2 separate regions of the Homo sapiens genome follow, and region 1 is linked to region 2. The links are chromatin loops, found by intact Hi-C in ENCODE. Cell type or tissue: thyroid gland. All regions are shown on one strand. Links, peaks and the distances in the headings refer to the core of each region. The heading gives the core; the rest is flanking DNA. Region 1 has its middle 12 kb from the start of PRIM2. Region 2 overlaps LINC03001 (long intergenic non-protein coding RNA 3001).

The links. Hi-C counts contacts between places; a loop is a spot of excess contacts. Peaks named below come from ENCODE experiments on the same cell type or tissue, not always from the same donor. Only the 100,000 strongest peaks of a DNase experiment are listed, where the experiment ranks them.
Region 1: a loop joins it to region 2, with 2.3 times the contacts of the local background. A loop is called at or near these places in 44 of 110 quality-filtered maps.

What each region holds. Positions count from the first base shown.
Region 1 is chr6:57,300,793-57,309,992 of GRCh38, reverse strand. It overlaps a transcript of PRIM2 not described here. Among named protein-coding and RNA genes, the nearest start is that of PRIM2, 12 kb to the left of the region's middle. In thyroid gland, for the core only: no CTCF peak of the experiment used is centred there; no DNase peak of the experiment used is centred there; H3K27ac peaks cover 3,378 bases.
Region 2 is chr6:57,253,638-57,262,837 of GRCh38, reverse strand. LINC03001 (long intergenic non-protein coding RNA 3001) reads left to right here. Exons shown (of 3, transcript NR_109774.1): 2 at 171-392; 3 at 1,121-2,314. It also overlaps a transcript of PRIM2 not described here. Among named protein-coding and RNA genes, the nearest start is that of LINC03001, 5.1 kb to the left of the region's middle. In thyroid gland, for the core only: no CTCF peak of the experiment used is centred there; a DNase peak (open chromatin) is centred at 4,856; H3K27ac peaks cover 6,096 bases.

The DNA.
Region 1 (9,200 bases), core at 693-8,692, 47 kb before region 2:
GATGGTAGTTTCTTTTGCTATGCAGAAGCTCTTTAGTTTAATTAGATCCCATTTGTCAATTTTGTCTTTTGTTGCCATTGCTTTTGGTGTTTTGGACGTGAAGTCCATAATGAGATACCATCTCACACCAGTTAGAATGGCAATCATTAAAAAGTCAGGAAACAACAGGTGCTAGAGAGGATGTGGAGAAATAGGAACACTTTTACACTGTTAGTGGGACTGTAAACTAGTTCAACCATTGTGGAAGTCAGTGTGGCGATTCCTCAGGGATCTAGAACTAGAAATACCATTTGACCCAGCCATCCCATTACTGGGTATATACCCAAAGGACTATAAATCATGCTGCTGTAAAGACACATGCACACGTATGTTTATTGCAGCATTATTCACAATAGCAAAGACTTGGAACCAACCCAAATGTCCAACAATGATAGACTGGATTAAGAAAATGTGTGATAGACTGGATTAAGAAAATGTGGCACATATACACCATGGAATACTATGCAGCCATAAAAAATGATGAGTTCATGTCCTTTGTAGGGATATGGATGAAATTGGAAATCATCATTCTCAGTAAACTATTGCAAGAACAAAAAACCAAACACCGCATATTCTCACTCATAGGTGGGAATTGAACAATGAGATCACATGGACACAGGAAGGGGAATATCACACTCTGGGGACTGTGGTGGGGTGGGGGGAGGGGGGAGGGATAGCATTGGGAGATATACCTAATGCTAGATGACGAGTTAGTGGGTGCAGTGCACCAGCATGGCACATGTATACATATGTAACTAACCTGCACAATGTGTACATGTACCCTAAAACTTAAAGTATAATAAAAAAAAAAAAAGAGTCATCACCACTCCCTAATCTCAAGTACCCAGGGACACAAACAGGGCCGAAGGCCGCAGGGACCTCTGCCTAGGAAAACCAGAGACCTTTGTTCTCGTGTTTATCTGCTGACCTTCTCTCCACTATTATCCTATGACCCTGCCACATCCCCCTCTCTGAGAAACACCCAAGAATGATCAATAAATACTAAAAAAAAAAATAAACAAACAAAAAAACTGCACATTCTGCACATGTATCTCAGAACTTAAAGTAAAATTAAAAAAAAGAAAAATAAAATAAAATAAACAGTAGAAAAGAGAAAGGGAACCTGAACAAGTATTTCACAATGAAGGAAATGTAAATGATAAATAAACATATGTAAATATGTTTAATTACATTAGTAATTGAAGAAATGCAAATTAAAACCACAATGAGATAATATTCTACAGGTGCCAGATGGACAAAAGTTTCAAAGTTTGAAAATATTGCGTGTTGACTAGGAACTCGTGTACTATAAGTAAAACTGTTAATTGATACAACTACTTTGAAAAATGTGGCATTACCTGGTAAATTTGAAAACATATGACTCTTTATCCCACTATGTGATTCTAGTCTAGGTATATTCTCTAGAGAAAGTTTTGAGCGTAGACATCAAAAAACATGAACAAGAACATTCGTGGCAATATCAAAATACTCAAACACTGGAAACCATCCATCATCAGAAATGGATAAACTGGGCCAGGCACAGTGGCTCACACCTGTAATCCCAACACTATGGGAGGCTGAGGAGGGTGGAACACTGGAGCCCAGGAGTTTGAGACCAGCCTGAGCAACACGGTGAAACCCTGCCTCTACAAAAAATACAAAAATTAGCCAGATATGGTGGCACGAGCCTGTAGTCCCAGCTACTCTGGGGGCTGAGGTGGGAGGATCACCTGAGGCTGGGAGGCTGCCATGAGCCATGATCCTGCCACTGCACTCCTGCTGGGAGACACAGCAAGACCTTGTCTCAAAAAAAAAAAGAGAGAAAAAAAGAAAAAGAAATAGATAAATAAATTCTGGTGTATTCATACAATGGAATTTTTTAAGTGAAAAATGAATGAACTACTACAATTACAGTAAGCATATCGACATGGATGAATCACATAAATATAATGTTAACTAAAAAAGCAAGTCATAGGACAATACTGTATATGCTGGATATTTTCCTTTTCCCACCCCATCACCTAAAACCACTCTAGCCCCCTCCCCTGCTCTGTGTTCTTAAATGAATGGACCATATAAACAGATTTCTGTGCTTTCTGCTTCCAGTTAGGTTAGGTCAATTAAAAGCCCCAAAAGGAAATAGGAAGAAGAGAAGAAAGTGAGATCAATGTATTTATCCCCTCCCTGCAAGGCCACCTGTGTCCCTCAACCTGTCATTGCTTCTCTCAAGGTGGCAACAGACTCTAAAGGACCCTCTCACTTTGGGTCTGGTAACAGCTCCTTTTCCTCTACCTTTCAGACCTAGAGACAGTAACATATTGACTTCGAGTAAGCCCTGATTAATTGCCCTATCTATCCATTGTGGTTCCCTACTCCCACACCTTTGTAAATAATCTCTGCAAAAAAAACCATCCTTGGCCAGGCGCAGTGGCTCACGCCTGTAATCCCAGCACTTTGGGAGGCCGAGGTGGGCGGATCATGAGGTCAGATCGAGACCACGGTGAAACCCCATCTCTACTAAAAATACAAAAAATTAGCCAGGTGTGGTGGCGGGTGCCTATAGTCCCAGCTACTCAGGAGGCTGAGGCAGGAGAATGGCGTGAACCCAGGAAGCAGAGCTTGCAGTGAGCCGAGATTGTGCCACTGCACTCCAGCCTGGGCAACAGAGCAAGACTCCGTCTCCAAAAAAAAAAACCATCCTTGAATTAGCATTTATTTTTTTATTTTTTTTTTATTTTTTGAGACAGAATCTTGTTCTGTCACCCAGACTGGAAAGATTGGAATGCAGTAACACAATCTTGATCTCGGCTCACTGCAACCTGTGCCTCCTGAGTTCAAGTGATTCTCCTGCCTCAGCTTCCCGAGTAGCTGGGACTACAGGCACATGCCACCACGCCAAGCTAATTTTTGTATTTTTAGTAGAGAGAGGGTTTCACCATGTTGGCTAGGCTGGTCTCGAACTCCTGACCTCGTGATCCACCTGCCTTGGTCTCCCAAAGTGCTGGGATTACAGGCATGAGCCACTACGCCTGGCCAAATTAGCCTATTTTGAGTATGCCATCTGTTCCTTGTTGAACCATGACTGGTACTATTCAGCATTTTTATAAAAGTTTTTTTGAAAGTGGAATAATACATACTGGAGTACATACTGTCAGTGGGAAATGATCAAATTCAAGATAGTGGTTAACTCTGGGGAGAAGAAAGAAGATGCACAGGTGGGGACCTTTGGCCCTCTCTTTTCTCTCCCTATTAGACCCAAGACAGATCTAATATTGTAATAGAGGCTGAGGTTTCAGGACGCGGACTGCTGATGGCTCAGTGGGGAAGTTTCCTCCACAGCAAATATACTTGTTAGGTCCCCTGACACTCCTGTGCATAGATCTGGGAAGGGAGCGAACCCTGACAATACAGTTCCTCTTCCTTATCTGTCTCCCTTGTCTCTGAATCTCTCTGGTGCCAGGATGCAAAGGTCCTTTTTACTGAGTCAGCACCCTCACCTAAGTTCTTACCATAACTTGACAGTGAATTTCGTCTCTTGCTATAATGACATGGTCGGGAGTCACCTGAACCTCCCAGACAGAATTCATCCTACCTGGAGCTTCACAACATCCTAGATGCATCTGAGAGATGGTAGTGGGAAGCATTTGGATGCACTAGTCTGGCCCTCTCACTTGGGTACCATAGTTTGGAGCTGAGTCTGGCCCTGGGATGGAAGGAAGAGACACACAGGATAGGAACCATATGGGGTTTAATCCAATATCTTTGCTTCAAGTTTATCCATATGGTAAGTGAGGTTAGTGGGGGTACGAAGTGAAATGAATCTCACCCTGAACATAGTATTCAGCAAAACTGTTCACTCTTGGGTGCTATCTATGGATATAGAGGACTAAAAAAGAGTGCAAGAAAAAAATCTGACCTTGGTTTAGCCATGGGGAAATAATTTTCAATACTGGTATTTATGAGCATCATTTATCATTTATGGATAATGACTCTATGACACACAGCTTTAGGCATTTCATTGCTGTGTGTCAGATTAACTTTTTGGCAGAACTTATTTTATTACAGTACTAGTTATTCATGCCAGCTTAGAGCATCTGAAGATTATAAGAAATACCTATTTTTAGTAAGAACATAACACAATTCGGTGCCTAACAATTTAGTAGAATATCCCTGATTGTTCTTTCCCTATTTAAATTTAAGCTGGACTAAAATCTACTTGAAGATCCATCTACCCAGAATCATCTTATTTGTGTTTAAAAGAAAGAATTGATTTGAACAAAGGAGCCTAATAAAAGAATCTAAGTAACAAAGAAACTACTTTCAATTACAATTTCACTTTATGCTCTATAATTGATGGCACTTTTCAATGTTCTGTTCTAAAATGACGTAGTTATTTCACATGAATCCATCTCGATCCTGGCAACATCAGTTGCTCTCTGTTTGAGCTGAAACGATTCTGAATATTTCAGTTTTTAACATGAGACTGATTATTTGATCATGAGCTCCTTGAGACCAAGCAGACTATCTTGCCCATTTCTGCACCCCTGCCTCTACCATAGTCCCTGACATAGACCAGACACTCCAAAGCTGTCGGCTGAACTGAACTGAACTTCTCTGTACTTATCCCTAATTCCAGATAGGCTCGCATACACTTTATGATGTAATCCTTCACAGAAGATGTGTTTTCACTCTAGATTTTGGCTTTCCCATTGAAATTCCTGATCACAATATTTTCTCTCAGTTGGCTGATTTTTGGAAACTGAAGTAGGTTGTAAATATGATCCTGTTATAATGCCAAGATTGAATTCCAACTGGATTAGCTGATAATCACATCCAAAAGTTCACATTCTCAGTAAGAAAACAATATTAACATTTCAGAAAGTGGAAATTAGAGAATAATAATAAATCTTCCTTTCTCTGACTAATCAATACTTGAAGATCAATGTTGAGAGCTATCTTGAGTACAGAGAGGAAAGGGACTTTCCTGATGCATGTGGAATTACTTCATCTGCATTTTCTTCTCTTTGAGCAACAACATATAATCTATCACTTAGGGGCCAAGTAGTAAAAACTTTATGTTTCTATAGGGAACATGATTTTTTCCTACGAGGTTAATTATTTTAGGGTCAGTGCCCTAGGAGTAGTCGAGTATGTACTTGGGACTCCACCCTAGACTTCTCATCTACTTCTACTTCTCACCTAGGCATCTCACCTACTGCTTTCTTTCCAGGGGTCTCTGCCCCACAATGCCCCAGGGAACAGCCCCAGATCAAATGCTTCAGTTTCTTTCAGAGGGAAGGGGTCCTTTCCCCTCCCCACTCAACACCTCCTCCTCCTCACCTAACCCACACACAGAACCAGGCCACACAAGCAACTCTTAGAACCAAGGTCAGTCTTCCCCAGAGTACAGTTATGAAGCAATTATGTTGTTTTGTGCTTTCTCCAGTGGAATGGCAGGAGCAGCTGTTTTTCTACAAACTCTGATTAATGACCTTCACTGTGGGAATTTTCTGTCTGCATGTAGAGTTAATCCAATCTTTTTTATTGTCTAGTAAGTCCAGATCTTTCCAATTATATTTGTTTCATAATAATACAGTATTGGCACTTGTAAAGCATGCTACAGTTTTCAAAGCAATTTCATTTGTATGATTTAACCCAGGATTTCTGCAACCAATTGATTCTCTGGGGTCCCTTCATTTTATTATAATTTCCTTTTTATTTTTTCCATTTTTTTCCATCCATTTTTATAAGTTTCATAAAAAGCATATCCTGGGTTGTCTGGATGACTGTGTTATTTTCAAATTGTACCATATGCCAGCCTCTCATGTGACCCCAATGGGATTGGTGACACATATGAGCATCTGAAATGACACAGCTTGCCTTAAAATGTACTGGTAAGCATAGATAGCTAGCTGATCAAAGATTGTGGGTTATAAAGTAAAAATATCAACCATCATCCTGCATCATTATTGCTTTCAATTTGGATGTTTTTCCCCCAACAATTATAAAGACAGAAGTGGGCGGGGTGCAAAGGCTCAGGCTTGTAATCCCAGCACTTTGGGAGGCCTAGGCAGGCAGACCACTTGAGGTCACGAGTTCGAGACCAGCCTGGCCACCATGGTGAAACCCCATCTTTACTAAAAATACAAAAACAGAAACAAACAAACAAAACTAGCTGGGCATGGTGGCGGGTGCCTGTAATCACAGCTACTTGGGAGGCTGAGGCAGGAGAATCATTTGAACCAGGGAGGCAGAGTTTGCAGTGAGCCGAGATGGTGCCACTGCACTCCAGCCTGGGCAACAGAGGGAGAATTCATCTCAAAAAAAGTAATTAATTAATTAATTAATTGAAAAAGACATAAGTGAGGCTGCCCTGGTTATCCAGCCAGTGCTTTACTGGTATCACAAGTGGAAGTATTGTTCTGATTCTGTCTCTGTATGTGCCAAATTACAACAGTATGCAAGTAGTATCTATTAAAATAAATATACAATGAAGGATTTTCCAGTCAGATTTTCTCTCTTGCATTTTGGAGTGAACAATTAAATTGGCCCACCAATAAATTGTAGTGGATAAAAACAAAATCATTTTTAAAATATAAATAAATATGATGACAGTGATTCACATGATAATCTATTGCACTAAAAAAAAAATCATGTAAAAAAGTAAGTGACTAAATCTTCCTATCATTAACCTCAACATATGCTCTTCAATTTCAGCAAAGCATCATCTAGCAAATTAATGTTGTCAATTTTAATTATATTAGTTTTTATCATTTGGCTTGTATTTAATATGTAAATGTATTTGGCTTTTATGTGGATATCTTAGCTATAAATATATACAAACTTAGCTTTTACGTGGACATATTAGCTATAAACATAGAAAGACATAGCAATAACAATGACATAAAAATCATATACATCAACTCTGGGTATTCTAATAATCTAAATATTTTCTTCCTTTTAAGGGCTTTTTTACATTACATTACTCAAGTTTGAGAATTACAAGTCTATTCCTAAAATAGGTTAATAGGAAATCTTTTGATTTATAACACAACTCATAGAATAAATGCACCTGCAGTAACTTAAAATGGTTTTTGACAATTTTAGAAATCTTAGAAAACGATCTTCTTTAAAAAATCAGTTATTACTTTCTGCTTCAACAGTCATTTTATTTGAATAATGGACTCTTATGACTGAGTTCTTTCCAGAATGCACTGGCTTAGGGAGAGAAGTACTAGGCCTTTCGAGTGTTTATTCTGTGGAAGATAAACAACATTGTTATATAAGGCACTCTTCCAAATAGCTTAAGGTTGTTTAGAACATCCATTAACCCTAATGGAGTTACAAAATATTAAGGCAGAAAAATATGCTTTAGTAGTTATGCCTTTGAGAGGCTAGAGGCTAAATACATAAAATGTCTTAGTGATGACATTTTATATATTTATTTCTTAACCATAAGTGGATAACCACATAATTTTCTTATATTTGTTGGACACCTAATTTTTAATGTACAATTTAAGACTCAACAACCCAGCACTCAGTTAAACCCATGGAAAAGTGCTGGGGAAAACACTGAAAAGTCAAAAATGCCTTCCAATGATTCAAGTATGTACTTAAATGCAGCACTTAAAGAGTCAACAGTTAAATAACCTGGAATGACTCTATCTATCTCTCTATCCATATTCAAACTTTTATATATTTTTTCAAATGTAACTCTGCTCAAAAACTAAATTAATAACAAAATTACTTAGCAGATATTAATATTTAAAATGTGTTTCTTTTCCTAAAATATTTTATATTTTCAGCATAAAAGGCACAGGTGAGGCAGTATTTCATATTTGGGGGCTCAAATTTGGAAGTGAAACAGTTTAAATTGGAAAGCAATAATTTTGTGACCCCTAAGAGTGAGACTGAAAGTTCTGTCTTAGCTTTTGGCCTCCCAGCCAGTAAATAGGAATGTCTTCTGAAGTGCCTATCCTGAATAAGTGCCATGGAGAAAGCAAAGAAAAGCAGAACCAGAGTTACATCACATTCAGTCTGAACTCATTCTTGACTTCAACACTCATAGAATTAATAATCTGCAGGTTTATTGTTAGGTATATTTCTCCCATTCTTTTTCTGTTGTTGTTATTGAGACAGAGTCTTGCCCTGTCGCCCAGGCTAGAGTGCAGTAGAACAATCTTGGCTTACTGCAACCTCAACCTCCCAGCTTCAAGTGATTCTCACGCTCAGCCACCAGCCACCAAGTAGCTAGCATTACAGGCATGCACCACCATGCCTTGCTAATTCGTTTTTTGTGTGCGTGTGTATTTTTGGTAGAGATGGGGTTTCACCATGTTGGCCAGGCTGGTCTCAAACTCCTGACCTCAAGTGATCCGCCTGCCTTGGCCTCCCAAAGTGCTGAGATTACAGGCGTGAGCCACTGCACCCAGACTCTCCTATTCTTTTGTTTGTTTGTTTGTTTTTGAGATGGAATTTTGCTCTTGCTGCCCAGGCTGGAGTGCAATGGTGTGATCTTGGCTCACCGCAACCTCCGCCTCCTGGGTTCAAGCAATTCTCCTGCCGCAGCCTACCGAGTAGCTGGGATTACAGGCATGGGCCACCACGCCCAGCTAATTTTGTATTTTTAATAGAGATGGGGTTTCTCCATGTTGGTCACGCTGGTCTCAAACTCCCGACCTCAGGTGATCTACCCGCCGTGACCTCCCAAAGTCCTGGGATAACAGGCATAACCCACCACACCCAGCTGACTCTCCCATTCTTAAGACTACCATACTTGACTATGATTTGAGCTCAGGGCCAACCTGGGTTTCAGCTCTGACTGACAACAGTCTTTCAACAGGTAGGAAGGATAATAAAAGAAGAAAAAAGGTCCTATCCACACTAGGTATGGAAGCAGTGGCATCCTGTTCTTAGGACCGTCAGATCTTACTTCTGTTTTTACAACAAAGACCTTTAAGCAAAAATAAATAAATAGCCCTAAAGCATCATGTGTTTGAAATCAGTTACCTATTTCTCCAAAATCTCCTTCTCTCACAGCAACATTACTATTAGGATGGAAAATTTAACTGGCAACTTTCCCTATCCCTTTTTGGTAAGAGGGAAACCTTTTGAATCAAGATGCTTTAATAAAGAAATAAAGGTACTTCTTGATCCGCCTG
Region 2 (9,200 bases), core at 342-8,341:
ACCTCCTTCTAGAAAGACGGTGGAAGCAGGTTGCAGAACCTCTGTGAGTTGTTTTGTTTACATGTGAAATTAGCTGAGGAAATAGTCAAAGAGACTCTCAGAGGCTCTAGGCACAAGCCCAGCTATTTGGGGCTGAGCCAGGGAAGGACATTCTCCTCTCTGCACCACAGAGGCCAAATGGAGGCTTCCCAAGGACCAGACTCTTTGGGAACACTAAGAGGCAACACCCTTGGCATGTGCTGTGTTCTCATGATGGACAGTGACCCTGGAAAAGTTTCAGCCTCGGCAAAGCCTCAGCAAGTGGCCCTGCAAGCAGAAGCTGGACATGTGGGAGCTGGGGCAGAAGCAAAATAACAGGGCAGAAGACGATGGCAACTGTGAAAGAACGACTGGTGAGCAAGGGAACTTCTTTGGAAACTTCTAGAAATAACTGGAAATACTTTGAAGGGGGTTCATTTCTTTCAGTCGAGTAGGAAGGGGATTTACGCCATAAATAATCGGTATGTAAAAAAAAAGACAACTGGCAGATGAGGCCTGGAACACATGGGTCAGGCACGGATTTCTAATATATCCAACTGAAATTCATCATTATCCCCTTTCCACTTTACCAGCAAGAAAACGGAAGCTCAGGAGGTTAAATAACTTTCCCAGCCAGTAACTCTGTAAGTGACTGAATCAGAAATAAAACCATGTCTGTCTGCCAGTAAGTCCAGTATTCTTTCTACTATACCACACTGCTGATCTGGGCAACAGTGGGGAAAATATGACACTTGAAAGGAGCTTGGAAAAGAACACAGTAGGTCAGGATACTAGCCAGGGTTCTGGCAGAAAACAGAACTCAAGCCAAATTGTTCAAATGAAGGGACTTTAACAAAGATACTGCTGACATAGCTGTGGGCAGAATTAAGGGAATTAGCAAGGGATGTTGAGACACCCAGAGACCAGCAATAGAAGGAAACCACTCCTAGAGAGAGACCTGGTGAGAGCTGGTGAGACCTGGAGCCACGGAAGACAGACCACCAGCAGGATCTATAATGGTGGAGGGAGCCTTCCAGAGAGGTGGCTCCAAAGCAGGGAGGGAATGGGGAAAAATAACCCAACCTTTCCTTTTATCTCCCAGTCTCCTGCTGCTGCCACCCATTGGCTGTGCCCCCACCTGGAAACCAGCTATCAAGGGAGCCTGGGGCAATAAGTGGCAGGAATTAGAGACTCCTGGAAACAGAAGAGGAGGAAGACATTGCCATGGAGAGCAGAGAAGTTGAGGCCATGTGCTAGTCTTGTCCTGTTTTGCTCTTAGATTTATCCCCTGTCCCCGCTCTACCCTGTTCCGTATCACAGAGAATTACTTTTTCCTTGTTCCTTTGCCCTCTGGTTTCTGGGTCAGTTCAGCCATTGGATGGCCCTGAAGAGAGAGCAGAAAGGGAGAAGCTGGGTATTTTTCCCCACTTCTCTCAGCTTCAAGTATTGTCTCTGGCAGCGGCCATCTCTTCTATGGACCCAGCTCTTGCTCCAAGAGCTTCTGTGGTTCCAACTTCTCCCTGGTGGCCTGGCTCCTTTTGTCCCTTAAGCTTTAGGCAGTGGTAGCAGCTTCCTGCTCTTGATAATCTCAAGGATGCCTTACTCTCCCACTTTAGGCTTCTTACCTTTGTCATCTCCTGGTATTAAATCTCTTCTTTAAAATATCAAGAATATTTAGAATCCTGACTGATAGAGGAAACTATCACATGGGAGAGCCTCAACCTTCACAGAAAAGCATGAGGGAAATGAAAATACACATGGCTTGCATATCATAAATATGGAAAAACTTCCATTGAATCTGTCACTGCTGTGTGCCTATTCCCTCCTCTCACTGGGGCCTCCAATCCCTCAACCACCAGTGTTCTGGTCCACTTTTTAGCCTGGCTTGCCCTTCATACCCCTGGAGATCATGAACAGTCATATCCGCAATATTCTGTTAGAATTCTTGATTTTCCTGCTGACTTTTCCTTCTGCTGTAGCTATTTTATCAATCCCTATCCCTGAGTACAGTAAATTATCTATTTTCTCTCCTCCTGCTTTTTTTACTGGACAAAGGAACATGACCTGGCCAAAATTTCTTCTCCTGGGATGTTTGTCTGCCCGGCTACTTATATCCATTGTACCCATTTCCAACAACCATGCACCCATGGCTTTGCCCAGAGTCCCTGGAATCTTTTCAGGTTCATGTAAACTTAAAATTTATGCAAAGGAAATCCACCAAGGATTGGAGACCAAAAAACAAACGTATGACATCATGCTATAATTTCACACACACAGAATTATTTTAAAAATAGAATGGGTTCATAAAAATGAAATAAATTGCTGATATGTAAAACTCATCATAGAAAAATCAATGTTATTAAAATGGTTATTCATAAAATAATTCACCACATTTTTCACTTTAGAATACCAAACCCCCACCATGCATTTGGAATTTAATTCAATTTACAAAGTTTCCATTTGCCCACAACTCTTCAGGACCACATGCCTTTTCCAAGTCAAATATATTTCAAGGTCCAATATCAATGGTTTAGATATACATTAAGACATGTCAGACAGAGATTCTGTCTGCTCCACTATATGCTTTTGTTTTTGGACCTGGGATGCAGTTTAATCTACTTCTTAAATGCAAAGATGTGGTAGATTGCGTTATTGGTTTTGATTCTTTCCTATACTATATCTTTGCCCTTCACCATTGGCTTTGGAGTCCCTCTCATGTTGAAGGTTAGATTTCATAGAGTAATTATTGAGGAATGCTCTTGGAAACAGCCATTTTAAGGGAATAGGGGAAGCAAGATTGACACAGAAAAAAATGGGACTAATTTAATTGCAACCCAGGCCTCACCCAATCCTATGGGAAGCTCTGATGCTAGGATAGCTCTTCAGAGATGTCTTGAATTGAGGCAAGAGGTCAGACTTCATACTCACATCTGACTAGTCTTTGAATGTGGGTTGACCATAGGGGCACCCTTGGGCAAAGCAGTGCCCTTCAGCTGAGGACAATTCCTGGTGGGCAGTGGGATGGGGACTCCAGGGCGAGGGTGGAGGTGAAAGGATGGGAGTCAGTGGACTTGGTGAGCCATCATCAGCAAGCAATATTCCTAGCAGCTGAGAAAGTAAGTGCCTTGGTTCTGGAAAGGGACCAGGAAGTGCACCTCAGCATCCACTACACCCCACAAAGGTGAAGTATATCTCAGTTGGGCACAGTGGTGCACATTTGTAGTCCCAGCAATGCAGGATGATCCCTTGAGCCCAGGCATTTGAGTACAACCTAATCAACAGGCATACCCTTATCTCTTAAAAAAAAATGAGGTATGTCTCTTTGCTCTTTGACATTAGTCTCAGCCTTGTAACTTGCCTTGACGAACAGGATGAGGCAGAAATTAGTGTGCCAGTTCCAAGCCTAGGCCTTAAGAGACCTTGCATATTTCCAATTTTCTTCTTACACATGTCCAGGGCAACCTACTGGTCCCAGGAGGAAGATGAGAGGCATATAGAGCAGAGCTACCCCAGCCACCTAGCCTAGCCCAGCTTAAATCAGCCAACCCCCAAGATGACTCAAAGATACTACTGGTTTTGTGTGATGCGGTTTGTTATGCATTGATAGCAAGTCAATACAATAGGCTTGGACTCAAGAGTCAGATCTGTTTCAGTGCCATGTACTTCTGGCTTGTGACCTTCAAGAATTTTTCCAACCTTTCTTCTAAACCTGAGATTTATCCTTGGTATAGAAATAATCATGTCTGTTTTATGATGTTGCTATAATATATCCATGTGTTTGCCATGGTACATGGGAACTTAGAAGCACTGAATTACTGTAAGTTATGGTCAATATTTGTATATTTTATTTCTAGGTGCAAAAATCCTATAACTAGAAGATATTGGTGGCAAAGGGAAATAGCAAAGGATAGGTCAGTCTCCATTGCTTTCCCGTCCTTGAGGCTGCTCCTATCCTGCTGTCTGCCCTCCAAGAGTCCAGGTTCTGGGAGCGGAGGAGATGGTAGAGTTGAGTCTAGCAATTCTAGGGTACATTGGAGTATCAGCCTTCTGAGTTCTAGGACTATTGAGCCAAAGATAATATCAGATGGAACAGGGAAAAAAGAACAGGGGATAGATGCCCTTAGTCTTACACTGGCCTTTTTCTGTGGGTTCTAGGCTCTTGGGCTTTCTTAACTTTGCATAAGATGGTGTCCTAACAGGTCAAGAATGGCCTGCAGTGGAGGGGTGGGTGGGTTGGGGTGGGGGCTGGGGGGCCCTCACTGTGCAACCACTTCAAACATTACTGTAGGTGGAGAATTTTCACTCACTGAAATTCTACTGCCAAGTTTTGGCAGGGTGGTTGGCTTTTGTTCTCTTCCTTTTAAAGCTGACAAGGAAAAACAAAGTGCAGAAATAGTGTTAACCAAATAAAGAGACACTATGCCTTTTTTTTTTAAACCTCATTTGCGTCAGAAAATCCATTCCCAGATGAGCCATAACTAGATGAGACTACACATATCCCACATCTTAGAAGAGAAAGTTTTATGGGCAGCCCTCATACTTTACGGGTTCAAGCCATGGTTCTAAAGGGAGTTGCGACTGAAAATCTTCACGTCTCTACCTCCAAAATCTTAACGGTAGCACGCCACTCCCGATTGTTAGGTTATTTCGTTTTAAACATGGGTGAAACTCACAGTCGAATGTCTTGTTTCTTCACTTCCCAAATTCCTAAAACAGCTACTCTTTGTTTTTAATGGTGCTGGAAAAAAAAGAGACAGAGAAGAGAAAAAGGAAAACAGTGCATTCCTGAAACATTACAAAAGACCAGCCGATGAGAACCAAGTGCAGCATACTGGAGAGAATCCTGGGGAAGGACTAAGGCAGGGCTGCTCAAACTTTTGCTCTGAGACAACTTAACAAAAGAGGAGGACAAAATAATAACCCTTGGGATATCTAGAAATATAAATGAAAATGAAAATAGCTAACATTAGGGAGAATTCACTATGAACGACCCACTGTTCCAACATTTAACATATACTGGTCACTTAATTCTCATGATAACTCTATGAGGCAGATGATATTATTCCCATTTTACAAATGAGAAATGGAGACACAAAAAGGCTAAGCAACTTGCCCCAGGGTACAGTTAGAAAAGGGAGGAGCTAGGTTTCAGTCTTGCCCCAAAGCCTATGGTTTCAACCACAGGTTACCATGAGTAGTTTACCACCAGTTCAAAATTCCATTAAAGTTGTGCCTTAAAAATGCCTACAGTCTGGGCGCGATGGCTCACGCCTGTAATCCCAGCACTTTGGGAGGCCGAGGCGGGCAGATCACCTGAGGTCGGGAGTTCAAGACCAGCCTGACCAACATGGAGAAATCCTGTCTCTACTAAAAATACAAAATTAGCCGGGCTTGGTGGTGGGTGCCTGTAATCCCAGCTATTCAGGAGCCTGAGGCAGGAGAATCGCTTGAATCCAGCAGGTGGAGGTTGCGGTGAGCCGAGATTGCGCCATTGCACTCCAGCCTGGGCAACAAGAGCAAGACTCCATCTCACAAAAAAAAAAAAAAAATGCCTACAGATATTTTATTCTGTTTCATAATATTTTCTTTTTTCTTTTAAGATAAAAAATACTTCTTTCAAAGATTTTCATCTACATTTTTCAGTGTCCTGCTTCAACTTTCTCTTCAAGTAAATCTTCAAGGAGAACTCTTGCTTCAAGAAGATACACCAGTTGTTTCTTGTGTGCCCAGATTGAGAAGCACTGGCCCAGGGTGGCTAGCTGCCCCAAGAAAAACAAAAATACCTATGTGATATCTGTCAGAATTAATTTGGCCAATTAACCAAATAGATAAGAAAGATTAGGGTTTTTTTCCCCAATGTCAAGGCAACTGAAACTAAAGGGTTGTGGCTAAAATGGAATTGAACAAAATAGGTTAATTGAGTAATTTAGCAGTAGGTAGGAGACTAGACTAGCACATCAGTTAGATAGATGAAGTTCACCATGGCTACACTCAAAATAAGCATAAGCCTTGAAAATAAGGCAGAGCATCTGATAAGCAGGATATTTTTACTTTGGACTAAGATGTAAGAGTGTATGTGTGTGTGTGTGTGTGTGTGTGTGTGTGAAAGTGAGAGAAAGAGAAAGGAAAAACTGTGTGTGTGTGCCTGCATGGCATGTGTGTGTGTGTGTGTGTGTGTGTGTGTGTGTAAGAGAAAGAGAAAGAGAGAAAGAAAACTTGGAGAAGGAGCAAAAGTCTACTTTTGTTAGAAAAGATAACGCAATCCAATGGAGGAAAAGCACAGAATTTAGAGCCAATTAAACCATAAGTTAGAATATTATATCTAATGATTTATAATAATGTGACTTACGTTATTTTATCAAGTCTAAGACACCATAAATGATAACATGCATACACATTCCAATGATTTAAAGTATTTTTAAATTTGATCTTATAATGGAAGAAATACAATAACTATTCCCAATTGCAAAATGAAGATAATACATAATATAGCCCTGTAGGGTGATGGTGAGGGGTAAATAAGGTGGCATATGCCTGACATATGGTAGGGCCTCAGGAAATGCAAGTATTATTGTTTCTATCACCTTTGGCCAAAAACAAGTTAATTGTCTTTTTCCCCCAAGTAATATTTTATTTTTGCTGTTTTGCTGCACAATTTTACATTACAAAAGGTGTGGGTACTTACCTCATCACAACTGTAATCAGTATGCTGATGGATAAAGCAAGACAGTATTTATCCTTCCAAGACTTTTCTATGCTTGTACATCTAATGTGTGTGTGTGTGTGTGTGTGTGTATGTGTGTGTGTGTGCGTGTCTAAATTGCTTTTAAAAATTTGTTTACTCAGCATTTAAGCCCCCTTAGGGCATTTCACACTGCACTGTGTAATAGATAAAGAATCACACTAGAGGAGACATAATTCATTAATTCTCTTTTGAAAAGCGCTTGGTGCTATCAGTGAAATGAATATAAATTATGCCATTCCTATACTTAAGGGCTTAAAAAAGTCTAGTAGTGTCTTATTCATATTTGTATCTGCCATAATAGCCTTGAAGTTTTTTTATGATCATTCTAACTAGATGTTCTCTTTCCTGCCTTTACAAGTTCACGAATTTCTGTATTATGCTTATGATTTAAATGGGACATTGCTGTATATTGTGGTTATTTGTGTTTACATTCTTATCAACTTTATCACTCCCTCCCCAACCAGTGTAAAAATGGAGAAGGCAGGTTGTGGCAATGACCTAACATTGATCATTGGAAATAGGATGGAAATATAGGGATGCAAGTAAATTGAGAGTAATTCTTTTTTTTTTTTTTTTTGAGATAGAGTCCTGCTCTGTTGCCCAGGCTGGAGTGCAGTGGCGGGATCTCAGCTCACTGCAAGCTCTGCCTCCCGGGTTCACGCCATTCTCCTGCATCAGCCTCCCGAGTAGCTGGGACTACAGGTGCCCGCCACCATGCCTGGCTAATTTTTTGTATTTTTAGTAGAGACAGGGTTTCACTGTGTTAGCCAGGATGGTCTTGATCTCCTGACCTCGTGATCCGCCCGCCTCGGCCTCCCAGAGTGCTGGGATTACAGGTGTGCACCACCACACCCGGCCCAATGGAGAGTAATTCTAATAATCAACTATGGATCCTCGGCAGTATGGAGAAGGCCTAGAAGCCAAGAAGAGATCAAAAGGTGAATTAAATAAAGGAATTGAGGTGACCAAACTGTTTCCGGACCAAGCTGAGGGTCAGGCTGCCTATTCTCGCAGCCCAATAATGAGAGGCAGACGAACTGGGAAAGAAGACAGTTTATTTCTGTAACTGGGTACAGGGAAAAGGCCTGGAAAATATCGCCAGGCCAACTCAAAGTTACAAAGTTTTCCAGAGCTTATATACCTTCTAAGCTATATGTCTGTGTGTTAGTGTGCATTCATCTGAAGACATAAGTGATTAACTTCTTCTAATCTATAACTAAGATCTGAATCCTGAAGACCTTCCTCTGGAGCCTCGGTAAATTTACTTAATCCTAATGGGTCCAGGTGCTGGGTGATTACCCTTATCTTGTCTCCTGCTAAATCATGGAGGTTTGGGGAGTTTCTTCAGACCCCCAATAAACTTGTTTGTGGAGGTCTGGGGAGTTTCTTCAGACCTCCAATAAAACTTGTTTAATCCTAAACAGGCCTCTGTTAAGAATTCATTTGTTATCTTGTCACACTTCAAGGCCCAGGAAAGGCCTGAGCAAAACTCCTGGTGGGCTTTTGTTACATTCCAGCCTTTGTATAAGGGCACTAGCTCGATCAGCTTTTAATATTTAACTTGGCCACTCCGTCAGTGCTGAAACAGTTGTTACAGAGGCCTGTGTTAGTGAGACCCGGCCTGCCACAAAACTGTCCTTGTGCTCAAAGAGTAGGTGAAGTTGTGGTGAGGAAGTGTGAGAATTGGAAATAGTGGAAGTTAGGGTTATAGAGAAGTTGGAGTAGCAAAGGAAACAGTGGACTTGTTGCCATAATATCTTCCAAAAGTGTATATATGTGGCGACTGGGCTGTTAGTTGGAGAGTGCATGGTATAGGTTATTGCCAAGGGTTGCAAAGGAAGTTGAGCATTTTAATCAGTAATGAGGTAGAACAATGATTCTCAAAGTGTAGTTGCCAGGCCAGCAGCATGAATGTCACCTAGGAACTTGTTAGAAATGAAATTCTAGGCTCTACCCCAAACCCACTGAATCAGAAATGAGGATGGAGCTCAGAAATCTGTGTTTTCAGAAGCCCTCCAAATGATGATGTTCACTAAAGTTGGACAATTCTTGGTTTAGAAGTTGTAGTGCAGACAGCTGAGCAACAGCTCACCACCTACCCATCATCATCACCACAACATCATGACAACAATGTCTTTGGTAACCTGTGAGACTGGGATTTCAATTAAAGCCAAAAACTAGAAGGAGCATTAAGGCTAAGAAGCAAAAGGCAACTTTTCCACTTTCCAACTTTCTCTGGAGGAATAGAGGAATCTGTTTACAATAGCACAAGGGTTTCAGAGGCAGCCCTGAATGTTGATTCTCCTCCTATCCTAAGCCTTTGTGTGGGCTCAGTCTTCCTTGATAGAAACTAGAGACCAGAGAATATAGGGAGAGTAGTTAGTTGCATTAATAATTATATCAATATTTCATAATAACCATGATTACACTATTGATA